Linked DNA regions of Mus musculus: region 1 is linked to region 2. The links are chromatin loops, found by intact Hi-C in ENCODE. Cell type or tissue: left cerebral cortex. All regions are shown on one strand.

The links. A loop is a pair of places that touch in the nucleus more often than their neighbours do. Peaks named below come from ENCODE experiments on the same cell type or tissue, not always from the same donor. Only the 100,000 strongest peaks of a DNase experiment are listed, where the experiment ranks them.
Region 1: it touches region 2 in a loop (8-fold over the local background); 4 of 42 quality-filtered maps call a loop at or near these places.

The regions. Positions count from the first base shown.
Region 1 is chr5:131,762,650-131,770,649 of GRCm38, forward strand. The region is part of intron 5 of Auts2 (autism susceptibility candidate 2); the gene reads right to left. Among named protein-coding and RNA genes, the nearest start is that of 4930563F08Rik, 110 kb to the right of the region's middle. In left cerebral cortex, a CTCF peak has its summit at 4,677; DNase peaks (open chromatin) are centred at 4,712, 5,105 and 5,390; H3K27ac peaks cover 1,320 bases.
Region 2 is chr5:131,814,941-131,822,940 of GRCm38, forward strand. The region is part of intron 4 of Auts2 (autism susceptibility candidate 2); the gene reads right to left. Among named protein-coding and RNA genes, the nearest start is that of 4930563F08Rik, 61 kb to the right of the region's middle. In left cerebral cortex, no CTCF peak of the experiment used is centred here; DNase peaks (open chromatin) are centred at 2,071, 4,627, 5,287, 6,520 and 1 more place; H3K27ac peaks cover 1,005 bases.

The DNA.
Region 1 (8,000 bases), 52 kb before region 2:
CTTTTTTTTTTTTTTTTTTTAGTGTCTCTCACTGGCCTTGGGTTCACTAAGTAGTGTAAGCTAGCTGGCTAGCAAGCCCCTGTCTCTGCCTCTCCAGCATTAAGATTACATGCCCAGCTTTCTAACATGGATGCAGGGATAGAAGTCTGGTCTTCATGCTTGTGAGGTAAGCCCTTTATCAACTGAGATGACTCCTCAAAGTAAGTTTTGAGACTTCTTTACGAATTAGAATCGAGACAACTAGTGATACATCCTAACAGAGACATCTTATTGTGATACATACATCTTATGGGATTGATCATACTGGAACAGCACAGTGATGCGGAACAGTTAGCTGTAACCGCCAGGCTATACAGAAGGTGTGGTGGGAAGAACTAGGACAGCCACAGAAACAAATAAATACACATGTCTATGACTAAAGAGACATCCACACGATTCTCTTGAGCACAGAACACTCTCCCAACTCTCATATGAAAGAAGTAAGAGTCTCTGGACAAGCACAGAACTCTGGCCAATCTCATGAAGCCCAAAGGCATCGACTCTGACACACTGGTCTATGGCTTGGCAACTCTCCTTTCATGGAAGCCATAAGACCCAAGATAGTAGCTCACCTAAGAGAATGGGGATATAGAACCAGGTGCTCAATTTCAGATGCTTCCAGTACTCCTTTCATCAGTCAAATGAGACTCCTTACCAATTAATTGAGCTCATGAAACATAAAAGGGTGATCTTTATTTCGTGTCTATACTTTCCCAAAACATATTAAAGACTGAAGAATGTTGAAGGAGCTAATTTCTGTCTTTGTTACGTTCCAGCTGAGTCCAGACTCTATAAAGTAAATGATGGAAAAAGACTGTGTGGCTATATATGAGCAGCTAAAGGAGGCAGCACACATAGGCAATGGACCCGCAGGCACACTCCTTTCAACTACGTAAATGAGTCCACATACACGTGCCCAAGTTTGTCCACCATGCCTTTTTCCCCTCATGTGTTCAAAAGAGAGTGAAGAATAAAACAGCTCTTGTGGAATACTACTGCCATCTTGACAAAAAAAACCAACAACAACAACAAAAATCAATCAATCAAACAAAAAACCACCATTGAGAATTGTAAGGCTGGAGACATAGCTCAGTAGGAAGAGTGTTTGCCTAGTGTGTACAAAGGCCTGGGTTCTACATCCAGCAATGCATAAACCAGCTGTAGTAGCAAACACACCTATGATCCCAGCACTTGTGGGATGAAGCCAGAAGGATCAGGAATTCAAAGTCATCCTTGGCTCCATAAGACACTTCACCCCCACCCCCACCCCCACATACTTTGGGTTTAATCATGCCTTTTACGCAGACAGCTATATGGAGAAACCAGGATACCCAGTGCAAGGTTATCTAATCCAGCCCCGCTACAGATAATGATTTCAAGACCCAATACCATCAGGAGGTTTGTCTATAGCCTGGAAGCTGGCTGGCTGCAAGAAGCTAGAAACTCGTCTTCAAGGGTTCCTCTCTGTGATCCACCACTGTGGAAAACAAAATGCTTTCACAGGATCTTACTCTTCATTCCATTTACCCCAAGAAACAAAAGTTCAGCTGAAGATATCTTGACAAATTCCCAACAGTTCCTACCTACATATAACAGATATGCAGGGTACCATTGAGATGGCTCAGCGGGTAAAACACTGGCTTCCACGCTGAAAGGTGTGAGTTCTATCACTGAAATCCACTTAATGGAAGGAGAGAACAAACCCCCATAGACCATCCTCTGTTTTGCACATGTGTGCCAAGGTACACATGTATCTACCACATGCAGAAAAAAATGTAATTAAAACATTTAAATCTGTGTATTAAAACCCAGGTTGTTCAGGGATATGAAGTGCTATAAACTGAAAAGAACACTGTACACAGACATCCAGTTTTACTTTGGCCTGAAAAAGCTATGATAGAAAGAAGAAAAAAAATAATAAGATTCAGGATTTAAAATAATTTCCAGTAGATATTTAATCTGGAGATGGCATCAATAGGAATGCTGAGTGGATATGGGGGTAATTAAGCCAATTCGAAACACGATAACATTGGAAGAATAATAAAATGTCATCTTAACCCAGACATAATATTGGAGGGGTAAGGAGAGGTTGATAGGCATTTTGGAAATTGAGACTCCAAAATGAGAAAGCTATTGAAACTCAGCCAACAGCTGTAGAAATTGTACCCCGAATGCTAGGAAATTTACAAATGGCTCAGAGATGTTTTTATGAGAAAATCAAACTGCAGAAGTGCAGAGGCAAGGGGAAGAGACTGCATATTTGTTGGAGCCCGGAAAGCAGACATTGGAATGGCTAGGGAAGACCCAGGTTGGAGCGCCAGACCATGGAACAGGGCTTCTACGCGCTCTCCTTATAAGAACGAAAACGCAACGCCAGCAAAATACTCAGTGCTTCATTTCTGCTCAGTGCTGAGTGAAGGAGCAGAGCCACAAGCACAAACCACAGTTCCCACTCTTTTGGGTGGTGGCTATTTGCTTTTGCTTCTGGGAGGGCTGGACAGTGATGATCCTTTTCCTGGCTGAAAAACTGTAAAACAGGAAAGCACATCTCAGTGGTCTCTCAATTGGGGTATGTCTTTGTGCTTTTGCGTGCGTATGTGTGTGCATTGAAGGGGTACGTGCACAGGTGTGTTTCCATGGTAACAGAAGCCAGAAGAGGATGTTGGGTATATTTCTCTATCACTCTCGGCCTTATTCCCTTGAAACAGGTTCTCTCACTGGACCTGGAGCTAGGTAGGTAGCTAGTAAGCTCTAGTGATCCTCTTGTCTACAGTCCTCCCACCTCCGTAGCACTGGAGTTATAAGAACATATGACCACACTGGTATTTCTATGTGGGTGCTGGGATCTGAGTACTCTTATCCACTGAGCCGTCTCTTCAGCCCTTGGATCAAGATGCAGCTGATTGACAAACCAAGGATGGAGACTGCACAAGCCATAATGAGGGCCTCCTCAGTTTCTAGAACATTGCTGAGGATGCACGGCCTTTAACAAGGGTAACACATGGCCTGGCAATCAAGCAGCAAGACTCTTCTGTTAGAAGCACAAAGCCACAATGCCTCGTCTCCAGTTTGACTTTTCAGCAGTTTCAAAGTCCTTCCTGAGCCAAGTGGAGAGTGCATGTGTGTGTGGTCTATGCTGGATTAGGAAAAGAAGCCATGGTTAGATCTCTTCCCTAATACATGAGTTGCATCATGACCAAGAACAACAATGAAAGAAAACCTTTTCTTTGAAGACAGTAGCCCAAGATGGTCTCCAGTTAACTATGTGGCTGAGGAAGGCCTTGAACTTCTGCTCTCTTGGCCCTACCTCCCAAGAGCTGTGTCTACATGCACCTTCCACTTTACCTGGCTTATGTGATGTGGAGGATGGAACCCGGGGTTTCCCAGCATGCTAAGTAAGAGCACTACCCACTAAGCTTTATTTCCTGACCCAGTTTCAGTGATAAAATATTACCCTGAGAGTTGGGAGGGCATGGGAGTTTGTAAGGGGGAAGCTGATATAATCTTTTTTATTATATTACTAATTAAAGATGTATTAAAAGTTGAAGATTAATAAACACATAAGTAAATATAGAGCAATAACAACAAGAAAATCCTGAAGGACACAGTTGAATGGGTAGGGAGGAAGGGTGCATTTGGGAGGAATTGAGGAAGTGAGTATGATCAATACAGATTCTATGAGGGCCTGAGTGTGGTGATGGACACCTTTAATCCCCACAATGGGAGGCACAAGCAAGCAGGAAGGCAGATCTCTGTGAGTTCAAGGCAAGTCTGCTTAACATAACTCTAAGACATCTAGAGCTACACCCTGAGACCTTGTCTCAAATACATGAAGAACAACAATCCATTGTACCAAATTCTCAAAGAACAAATAAAAAAAAAAGTGAGCAAAAATATTACCTCAGAAGCTTTGTGAATATTACCTCAGGTTAAAAAAGAAATACTATCCCTGGCCCCCTTAGGCCTGAAGAAAAGCTTTCCCCTGCAAATAGGAAAGGTTTGATACCTGGGAACAGCTGCCAATGGGGCAAATGGGTATCATCTATTACTTAATGGCTGCCTGCTCATTTTACAACGGCCCCACATTACTCTGATGTGTATGAATAATATGTTTAGATAAGGGGGTTGAAAGGATATGGTTTTAGAGACCTTTTAAAATCTAGTGCTTCTATCGAGACCTGAGTTCTGGGGTCCCTTGGGTCTTGTGCAGGACTCAAGGTCCTTGAGCTAGAGCACCGATTTCCTCTTGCCCAGTGTGAGTCTTGATCCAAGTAAACAAGTTCAGTTAACAGCTAGGGAGGGCAGGCACACACCCTGTACTCTACTCTTCCAAGAGCACGGTGGTACCATGTCACCCCATCTCCTACACCACAATACTAAGCATCACCCTGCATATAGAAATGACAAGGGACAGAGCCAGGAACGAGATTAGAGATTCCTTCTGATCCGCCATCCCTTGGCTCACACGGCCAAAGAGAAGTGGGTAGGTGGAGAGATTGTGAATTTAAATCTTGACATTAATTTCATAACCAAATGAGGGGTGTTACTTTACAGAGTGAGGGTGCTGCCAGTGTGAGAGAAAAGAAAATGCAGAGCACGGGTGCAGAAACACTATTGCTGCTACACTGTTCTCCTGACAGCGATGCTCCTCCAGCGTGGGATTGGTGTAATTGCTTAATTTGGGTGATAAGGGGGCCAAGTGCTGCCTCTTCCTTGTTCCTCATGACAAATGAAGAGACATCCCACATCCACGATGCTAGGTTCACCGCCTACTTAATTCACCGCCCCATTTCTCCCTTCCCAGGAGTCTTCCAGGTTCTCTGCTGCGAACACGAAATGCTGTTCCTCTGGCTGAGGATGCTTGCAGTGGGGGTCTCATCGGATCCATTCCACGGGCAAGTCTGTCTCCTGCATTTCAGAACGGGCTCTGCTTTCCCAGCCCTTTCCCAGATACTTTCACATTAATTAGTAAGGGTATCATTTTATAAATTATAGCTTCGTATCCGAAGAAAGCCGAGTTTATCTTAATTCAGTCAGCTGTGTGAAATACCGTACCCTAATTTTAGACTGCCGGTTCTGCGGATCCCCACGGAGTTAGAATGACAGGTCTTCCGGAGAGAATTCCCACCATGTCCCTCCTGCAAGTCTCACTTTTGGCTACAACAGCAGCCCCGGTGGGACTTGCTGAAGGGATCCCAGGATGCTGAGTGGCATCTACACCACCATTAGCAATTCATATTTGTATTCGAATCCTCCATGCGGTGCCAGCAAGCACCCTAGTGGGCTCAGGGGCTCCAGGGAAAGGCCCAGCCATGGAGCAGGCTGACAGGGCCCCTGCAAAGCTGGGAGGATGGTGTTCAGGTTGGTGATAAACACTACCCTGTCTCAGCTGGAAAAGGAGAAGGCTGGCAGACTTAACTACACGTGGGCCAGGCAGGCGCTGGTGCAATTAGAGGCTCCTGGGTCCCTGCTGGGAACCCCCTGGAGAAACACCCATGTTAGAGCAGGGATAGCAGAGAGGGCGTAGCTCCCAGTTTCAAAAGCCTTCATGATCTTCAAGATGCAAACAAATTACACCCCAGTGCTTAAGCAGGGGGTGTACCGTGCACAAAAAGACCGTGCCTCCTGCCCCCTGCCCACCGACTGATGTCTTACCCTTAGTCCTGCCTGTTTACTCTCCTCACACAGCCTGGGACTCAGTTGTTCATTTTTCTGGCTTTTTGCTGCTGCTCCCAATCACCTTGATCATCCCCTTCCAATATTTCTAATGACGACAACCATGCCATTCTAGAAACAACCAGAGCCTAAGGATCTAGATTAATGATGGTGGATGTCCTCAGAGACTCCAGGGCAAGGGACCTGGAATGGAGACCAGGTCTGGGGTAGTTCCTTGGAGATTCTGGGGTATAACCAAGGCCAAGAGCCTTGACTGAGATACTATGAAAAAAATAGCAATGAGGAATTTTTACCACCTTCTCCCACTACTGCAGGCAGCTGTGTCAATATGGAATCCACTTTACTTATTTATTTGAAATAGAGGCTCCCTATGTAGGACATGCTGGTGTGAAACTTGAAATTCTGCTGACCCAGTCTCCTAGATGTTGGCATGACAGGTCTATGCATTCAGGCTTTTGAAATAAAGATGCCTGGACTAGCGGGAGAGCTTGTTTGAAAGAGCTTTCTGTTCAAACATGACTTCAATGCCCAGAACCCACAGGCTTAGGATCCCAGTCCTGGGCAGGCAGTGACAGGACAGTTCCTACAGTTTGCTGGCCAGAAAACCTGGCCTTCTTAGTGAACTCCAGGCTAACAAGAGTCTATCCTAAAAATCATATAGGCAACACTTGGTAATGGCCTCTGCATGTACCTGCACACAGGTACACATGGACCCACCCTTACAGGAAACTGCACATATACGCAAGTGTGCACACAAAGACCTTGAATAAAATCAGCCCTCTTGTAGAAGTGAGGCCAGCTGTCGCTTTCCTGTAGAGCTCTCAAAATGGTCAAAAGGCTGCAGCATCTTCCTGGGTGCCAAAGGCGCCCCACAGAATTATGGAGGGTTTTGTCCTATGTCCATGTGACCTTGGAGCTAGCATGGGCAGCGATTGAACTTTGTATGCTGTCACGTATCCTGACACAAGTTGGCTGTCCAAAATACACAAGGTCCTACTTCTAAGGAGCTAAGATTCTCTCCTGGGGGTTGGAGGCAGGAAGCACTGACTTGTCAGTTAAACAAAAGAGCAGCCCGCAGCCCCCTACCCAGTGTGTACCTCCGCTGTCATCCAACAGCCCATTACCATGTCACAGCACGGCGCACCCTTCCATAGGTCACTTTGTTTAAAATGACATGGATAATGCACATGTCAGCAGGCTGACAGTCCTGGCCGTCCTTCAGAGATAAAAACCTCCAGGCGAGAGGCTGTTCTTATCTGGGGGACACGAGCTGGTCTATCATCTAAGTCAGGCGGAGCGTGATTTCTCCAGAGAGCACTTTTTTCATTTCCTGATTTTAAGGAAATCAAATAAGCACCATTTGTCTTCATCTGAATATGCTTGACCTGCTCAGATGATGGTGTCTCGGGTTTTATAACCGGCTACATATGCTGAATTCAAATTAATGACGGTGGAGAACAGGAGCCTTCAGATCTCTCCTGGAGGCTGTGGTGGAGGCGGAGGGAGAAAGTCCGAGAGATGGATGGGGAACGATCAGGCACGAGAACCAACCGTGGGATTCTGGGGAGGATAAGCCAGCAGGAAGGAGGTGGAAATCATGGAACGGGGCACAGGGGAAGGGAGGACTGACCGATTGCTTTGGGACCATGGAGTGCACACACTCTGAGATTCAGGTAAGTTTTTAAGTTACACAAGGCATCAGAAAAAAATGGAAAGACACTTGTTTGGCAGATGTCAACAGCAAGGAAGAAAAAAACACACCCATAAACCTTTTGCTTTAGTCAACAGAAAACCTACTTTACTGGTCCCGATTTTGATCTTCTGAAGGCTCAGAGTCTGGATTCCTTCTTCATCTGCGTTGATCTGTATACACTGAGGCTGGGCCTCAGCTTTCAGGTAGAGGGGAGACCTGCTGGGGAGATGCCCCTTCCCCAACACCCACCCACAGAAGACAGCAGAGCCCCCACCCCCAGCCCTGTCCACCCTGCCCTGTGAGGAAATTCTTAGCAGTACACCACTGACATTTCTACTAGGAAGCTATGGAAAAGTAGGAGGAAACAAGGAGGTCAGTCAAAGGCAGGTAGACATGACATTATAAATACACAGGAGGAAGTACAATCTTTCTACCATGAACCAAAAAAAAAAAATCAATTTCTCTTTAAAACTGTTTTTGGGGGTCTATGAAGTGAAAATCTGGTGTGACAAAAATGAGACATGAAGCAGCATGTTTCAAAGAGGAGGATGTCACAGATTTGGCACAGTGTATCTTATCATTGAAAATGTCA
Region 2 (8,000 bases):
GGCTGTACAGACAGCTGCAAACTGCAAGAACTCGCTCTAGCAGGGTTGGCAGGCTCAGGATGCTGCAAAGGCACCTGACTAGTTTGGAAAGTGATCAATCGTGCAATTAATTTTATCTTTTAAAAATACGCATTGTTTGTGGTGGACTGGGAAACATGTTTGACACACAAACCTGGCAAACATGAGTTTGACTCCCAGAACTCACATGGTAGAAGAGAACTGAACCCACAGAGTTGACTCTCAACTTCTGCGCATGCTTTATAGCGTGCACACGAGTGTGCATACACACACACACACACACACACACACACACACACATCTTTAAAAACTGAATGTATTTCATGTATGTACATGCGATTATACATGCATGTGTAGGTCAGAGGCTAACCTTAGCTAGGATTCTTCAATGGCTGTCCATCTTACTGGGCCTCACCTATTCAGTTAGACAGGCTCTCCAGCAAGCCTCACAGATCCACCTGTTTCTGCCTCCCCACTGGTGCTAAGATTACAAGCTTGAGATATTTATAAGGTTGAGCCACCTACTTTTTTTTTCTTTTTTCCCTTCTTTTTTTTCCTTTTCTTTTCTTCCCTTTCCTTTTTTTAATGTGGGTTCTGGGGATCAAACTTGGGTCCCCAGTCTTAATAGGCAAACACTGAACCAACTGAGCTCTCTCTCATCAGACCCTGACTACTGTCATGAGTCAGTGCGTTATCTCCCAGAAGCAGTTTTATCTGGGGAGCTAGGAAGGTCTTTGTGATACCTGCACAGAGCTGGGACTGAGGAAGCCCTTGGGGGATGAGGCAGCAGGATCACACCAGGGAGGAAGCAGGGCTAATGAAAGATACGCTGAATGACAGCAAAAGAAATTCTAGACGAGAACTCTTGACTAAACACAAACAAAACCAATAGTTGTTCTCTCTGGCCTCCTCTTTAGGTGTGGTAGTACATGACTACAATCTCAGAACTACTGAAGTGGAGGTAGGAAGATCAGGAGTGCAAAGTCAATCTTGAATATATATACGGTATTTCTTAAAACTAATATGGACACCTTTTTAGGATGTGGTGACACATACTACAAACTGTAAAGAGTCTTAACCTATAAATACTGAACCAGAATATCTTGCAGTGAGAGGTCTAACAACATTTTTACTGTGTGTGTGTGTGTGTGTGTGTGTGTGTTTGGTAGTAATAAGGATTTAATTCAAGATTTTGTACATGCTAGGAATAAGTTCTACCACTGAGCTGTGGCCTCAGCCTATCAATGGGGGATTCTAGGCAAGTGCTCTATGGCTAAGCTACATCCCCAGTTCTTTGTAGAGGGTTCTACACAAAAACTCTACTACTGAGTGACATCCACAGCACCTCACTGGGAGATTCTAACCATATGCTCTACCATGGAACTATGCCCCAAGCCCTCACTGGGAGAATCTAGGAGGCAGGTGCTGTCCCCACTGATACACACCCACAATCCCTCTCTGGAAAATTCTGGGCAAGAGGTTTACCACACCCTCAGCCCTCCAGCATGTATTCACTGTGGCCTTCATGGGACTGTGATATACACCAAAGTCTAAGAACCATTAATTTCTATTATTCAAAGTGACAGGGACTTCTATCCACAAATAATGCAAACATCTCTCTCTTATTCAGTATGTTGACAAGTTTAAGGTGAATCAGGACAGCAGAAGAACATTCCTAAAATACGATACACTTTGGAATTAATTCATACATCAAGATGAAAGTGGATCCTCTATTTTACTCATGTTCTCCAAGGAAGACTAGTCACCTAGAGTCTATGTGAGCATCTTTGCATTCTTCTTGCTGTTTTCTATATAGCTCTATCTGCAGGCATCAGTATCTTGATGGTGAACCCAAATCTTTCAACATAGCTCCCCCCACTTTTTTTTTTCCTCCACTGAAAAGTTGCTGTGAAATAGAAAATGAAGTTTTCACTGGTACCAGCCAAACCTACAAAGTGGCTCCTTTATGATGAATTCGTGAAAATATGTAATGTTATGAGAGAAGAGGAGGGTATTTACAGTGTCTAAGCTTAGCAAGGTAGAGCGGCGAGCCAAAGTATGATTTCGTTTTGGCTCCCAAGGCATGTGGCACACAAAATGTTTCTATAAAGAAAAAAAAAAATGAAGATTTGGTTCTGAGTTCAGTGAAATCACAATTTCCATTTGGCTGTTTTTGAGGCACTTGCCATTTGGAGCTCAAGGGAGTCACCGACCTCCTTCCAGCAGAGGGAGAAGAGTGATTCCAAGAGAAGACAGAGGTCAATGCCATGCCTAGAACTGGAGAGGCCAGGCTGGACCAGGTCACTGCTTAAGCCACCCAAACTCCCCAGAATGCGCTTTATCCCAATATAAATTGAATTATAAGTGTAATGTTGTTTTCACAAGCTTACAAAAGCATAGAGAGACCGCCATGCTCATAGAGCCATAGAGAAAGCCTTAAGCATATAACACCATAGAGGATCATGTGATAAAGGACCCGCTAATGGCGACCCTCCACAGTCTGCACACATGAGTATTGCAGGGTATGAATGCTGGCAGGCACTCTTCCTTATACTCAACCCTTGAACCTCAGTTGACTAAAAAAAAAATCTGAGTTCACATATTATTCAGAATTGTCTTGACAGTAACTTAAATGACTGTCACCCACCAAGTTCAAGTTTTCATAATTTCTGATTTTTACAGAGGCGAAAAGGATTCATTCACTCAATCAATACATACTTAGAGTATATGACATCAAGTGGTATACTATTGCTGTGTTAGGAGATATGACAATGGGAAAGACACAGGTCCTGTTTATGAGGACCACACGTGACAAGTACATGAATAACTGCCATCGAAGACAAAGTGTGAAAAATCCAGGCCTGGAAGATGGCAAAGGCACTTGCTGTCAAGGCTAATGACCTGCGTTCCATCCCCAGAACCAACATAGAAGGTCAGAACTGAGACCTGCACATTTTCTCTCGACCTCCACATTCCCCCAATGACCCGCCCCCACACACACAAGTAAATAAAATTGAATAGAACAAAACATCCTTTCCTGTTACTTACATAGACGTAGGTGAGGAATTCTGGAACTCCAAAGGAGCAAGAAAATGTATTTTAACAAGATCTCGCTGAGATGAAAGAATGTTAACACTTAAGAGCTGAGACAAAGGTAAACAACCCATTATGGAGTGGGATGAGTGTCTAGGGCCCTGTCTGACCCTCCCGGAGAATCCATAGACAGTTACCAGTTGCTAGCAAGGGAAGTGGCTCAGCTCTTATATCCCCACTCTTTCCAGAGTATCTACAGACAATTAACAGTTGCTGGAATGGAGGGGTGTCACAGGCTGCTCCCTGAGGATGTATGGACAGTTAAGGGGAAGTGGATCACGAGGCCCTGCCCCCTTCTTCAGGACCTCACCTGACTGCTCCGTGTTACTGTGGTGGAGTCATTTTCTTTGGTGGAGCAAGGACTGACAAAGAGCTTGTGCTCCTGTAAATAAGCCTTCACCATGCTCCTATAAAGAGCCCTAGTTAAGCTCATTGGAACACATACAAAAAGAAGGCATAAAAGTAGAAGAGTATGGGAGAAAGACGGGGATCAGAGAGAAAGAGGACAAGAAAGGGTTGTGGGTGGTGACTATTGTTAAAATATATTCATATACATATATAGAAATGTCACCTGAAATCTACTATTATGCATAATGAGTATGAACAAAATAGAGTGTAAACAGTCGTGAAAACAAAGGACATTTTAGATTAAATCTATAAGATATTTCAATGGTTTGTATATGAGTGGCACTATTAGAAGGTGTGGGCTTGTTGGCATAGGGTGTCACTGTGGGTGTGGGCTTTTAAGACCCTCATCCTAGCTGCCTGGAAGTCACTATTCTACTAACAGCCTTAAGATGAAGATGTAGAACTCTCAGCTCTTCCTGCACCATGCCTGCCTGGATGCTGACATGCTCCCATCTTGATGATAATGGACTGAACCTCTCTGAACCTATAAGCCAGCCCCAATTAAATGTTGTCCTTATAAGAGTTTCTTTGGTCATGGGATCTGCTCAGAGCAGTAAAACCCTAACTAAGACAGACGTGTTGGTGCTTAGAACCTAGAAACACGGTAAAGAAGGGTTCCAGTTTTGCTTATGCTACAACACAGAGGCCGTGCGGAAGAATGAGAAACAAAGCTGGAAAGATAGGAGCTATGTGAACGCTCAGTTAAGAGATCAGAAGGTTTGAGGGATCTGAAAGACTGTTGGTTAAGGAAGCAACATAACAACAGGTCGTTGGAGAATGACGACGACTTGGCAGCCGTGTTAAAATGGAATGGGACAGGGTGAGAGGCATGTCTGGTGACAGTCTAGAGAACAGGAGTGAAGCCTTGGACCTAGATGAGGACAAAGAGAAGCAGGGATGATGGATGGAGAGTCTCAGCCAAGATGGAACCCAAGAGCTATTGACTACACGATGGCTGTCATCTTTGGCAGACACGGAGGTGATAGATGTCCGGCTTCCGACGTGGGTTGCGCCGTGGCAGGAACTCAGCAAGACAGCATCTGCCAGCGTGTGAGTTCTGTTGTAAGTGATGAGTTGGAGAGCTGGCAGGACATCGGAGTGGTGAAGAGATTCTGGACTCTATCCACACAGAGAGGAACCATATGGCGCTACGAGAATCGGCGAGGAGAAAATAGAAAGAGTGTGATAGAAGTGGGCAGCTACACTCGGGAAAAGCACTGAACACTGAAGTCAAAGGTGCAGAAGCCAAAGGATAAAATGGTTGTCAAAAGAGTGTCGCGTCACCTTATGGTCATGGGCTGGGATTTGGAAATGAGATGGTGCCATGAATTGCACGTAGAGAAATCATAGTCAAGCAACGAAGGCAGAAAGATGAGCACAAGAAGCTTGCTAAGAGTGGGTGGGAAAGATACCCAGCGTGCAAACTGTGCTTTCTAAAGGACTTGTGGTAAAGAGATGGGAGAGTAGCTTGGGGAACTCGAAGGGGCATCAGGAGGTCAGCGGATGCTAAAATTTGTGAATGTGGAATGTTACTCTAAGTAGACGAGAGAAATCAAGGAAACAAGCAACAGCCGATTCTGGAGAAAGCTGGAAGGACCAGAAGACACAAAGCAAGGGATCATCTTAGACACAGGGGTGAACATGAAACTATTCAGATGAATGAGAACAAAGTAAGTCTGAGAAGGATCATAGGACTAGCATGCTTATTAATCCTGCAGGCAAGCTGGGGCAACTCTGTGAGTTGGTAATGTCGGGGCTCAGTGGTTATGAGTGTGTATTGCTCTTCATCTCCCAGCACCCACATCCAATGGATCACAGCCATTTCTAACTCTAGCTCCAGAAGAACTGATGCCTTTTTCTGGTGTCCATAGGCTCCTGTACTCAAGTGTACCTATCCATACACAGACATACATAACTGTGGACAGAGAGACAGACAGAGGCAGACAGACAGAGAAAGACAGAGACAGAGAAAGACAGAGACAGAGACAGAGACAGAGATGACTCATATAGCAGAGTGCTTTTGACATGGGAACTTAGGATAACTGGTTCATCAGAAAAAGGAAAAATAAAATAAAAGTATGAGAAAATCAAGAGTGTTTCCTTGTCACTGATGGAAATGGCAGGCAGTAAGTAGCAGTGACAGTCATCTGAGCTACTAAATGTCTGAATATACTAACAGTCATTCAACTGTGTGTTTTTAAAAGGCGAACTTTATGGCATCTGAGCCATCTTTCAATAAAGCTATTTTCCAGGAAAATAATATTTCAGGGGTAGAATTTATTATGAAAGTGTAAATATATGGAATGAGTTTTCTTTCCATACACAAAATTTTGTTTTGAAGGAGTTTGAAGACTCCTCAGACCATCCATCTAACACATAACAATATTTTAAAGGCAGTCTGTCTGAGGAGAAGGGAGAGGAGGAGTCAGAGGACCCTGTCATTACCCATGGCAGCATGTGCACTGGACCATTTGCTGGGTTGAGCTTTGCTGTGCAGAATTTTAATTAATACTGCATCCTGACAAGTCGCACTTAGGACTGGTTGTATACCTCACAAATGTAAACTCTTAGGTTCTACCATGGGCCTCAGAGCCTCCAATATCAAAAGACAGAATAGTCTATCTAATCCTAAGGCTCAAGAGATGGCTCAGTACGAAAGTGCCCTTGCATGATGACCTGAGTTCAAATCCCGTGCCCATATACAAAGCTGGCTTGGGATCCACTTGTTAGCAAGCCTGGCATTGTAGGAGACAGAGACAGGAAGATGAACTTCGAAGGTCAATTTTATGGTATGCAAACCATGTCTCAATAAAGTTATTTTTGAGAAAAATGAGGCTGCAGGAATAGAATTTATGAATGTGTAAGTGTAATGAATAAATTGCCTTTCCATACATAAAAAAATTTGGCGCTTTATGTCTGAGACTTGCTGGCTGCCAGCCTGACCGGAGCTTCAGTGAGAAAGCCTGTCTGAAGGCCCTAAGGAAGAGAGTGCTAGCACAGGGCATTTGATGTCCTGTTCAAGCTTCAGCACGGGAGCTTGCAGGTGCAAACACACAGGCACACACACCACAGAAAGACATACACCATAAATAAGAACAAAGGAGAAGCAAAAGAACACCAAAGTACGTTGTTACGAAACTTCTCTAGCTGGCAAGCAGCTGTGACAAAACTCTCCATACTGCTGAGTACAAACTCCAGGGCACATGGCAGCTGGCAGAGGGGATGGCAGCCTCTGTGGGGTATGATGAAGCCCAAGTCCCTCAAAATGATGGCCATGAGCCAGGCTACTGGAGCACAATTCTTTCAACACTCACTGCTACATCTCACATTCATAATCGGCTTCATCATGACTCTCCTAGTTAAAAAAGTCTTAGGTCTCAATATTTTCATTCAGGACCTTGAACATCCTCAGCAAGTGTTCTACCCCTGAGCTACATGCTGGTACCTCACTGGGGGATTCTAGACAGGAGCTCTATCCCTGACCACACCCCCTGCCCCTCACTGGGGGATTCTAGGCAGGGTCTGTATCAGATTTGGGGCAAGTGCTCTACTACAGAACCATGCTCTATTCCTTAACTAATCCATGCCTTCAGCCCCTCACTGTGGGGTTCTAGACAAGTGCTCTACAACTGAGCCATGCCCTTGTTTCATACCTGGTGGATTCTAGGTCAGTGCCTTACCATTGGCCTACATTCCTGGCACTCCTTTTACATTTAGTTTTGAGATAGGGTCTCATTATGTTCCCCAAGCTAGCCTAGAACTTGTAACCTTTTCAGTTTATCATCCTGAGTAGCTAACATGACGGGCCTATGCCACCAGACCCATTTCAGGAACACAGTTTCTACCATGCTCTTAGTAACCAACTCCCACTCTAGCATGAGAGAAAAGACACTGTTTCCCCACATACTGAGCCAAGGTGGTACTGGCTTCCTTGTCTGGTAGGATGGTAGTTCAGTTAAACCTCTACCAGTCAGCTGTAACATTAACCAACGTGACTGGTAGAAATACCAGCATTAAAATTTTGTTAGAGGAAAGTAAAGGGACGATAGCAAGAACTCCACAATGACCTTCTTTCGAATGGCTACCCTGGGGATGGGTGTCTCCCTTGATATCTCCTTGCTCCTGTCTAAGCAAGGAGAGCATGGGTAACCCGTCTCTCTGAAGAGTCGGTTGAATGCAGAGACAGAAGTATATTAAGGATGACATGAGGGAGGCCTGGCGGTAAGTTGTAGTTGTCAAATGGACTGGAGATGCCGGAAAAGTGTTTAAATGAGGGCTTCTCCAGATCAGGCTGGCCTGGGAGGTGTGTTTATAGGGGATGATCTTCAGTATGTAAACTGAAGCAGTCATTACTTCCTAGGTGGAGGGCCCTGAGCTGTATAAGGTGAGCCGAGGAAAAGCAAACAAATAAGTAAGCAAGTGTGTGCAGTCTTTGCATTCTGCTCTTGATTCTGGAAATATGATGACCAGACCCTTCAAGT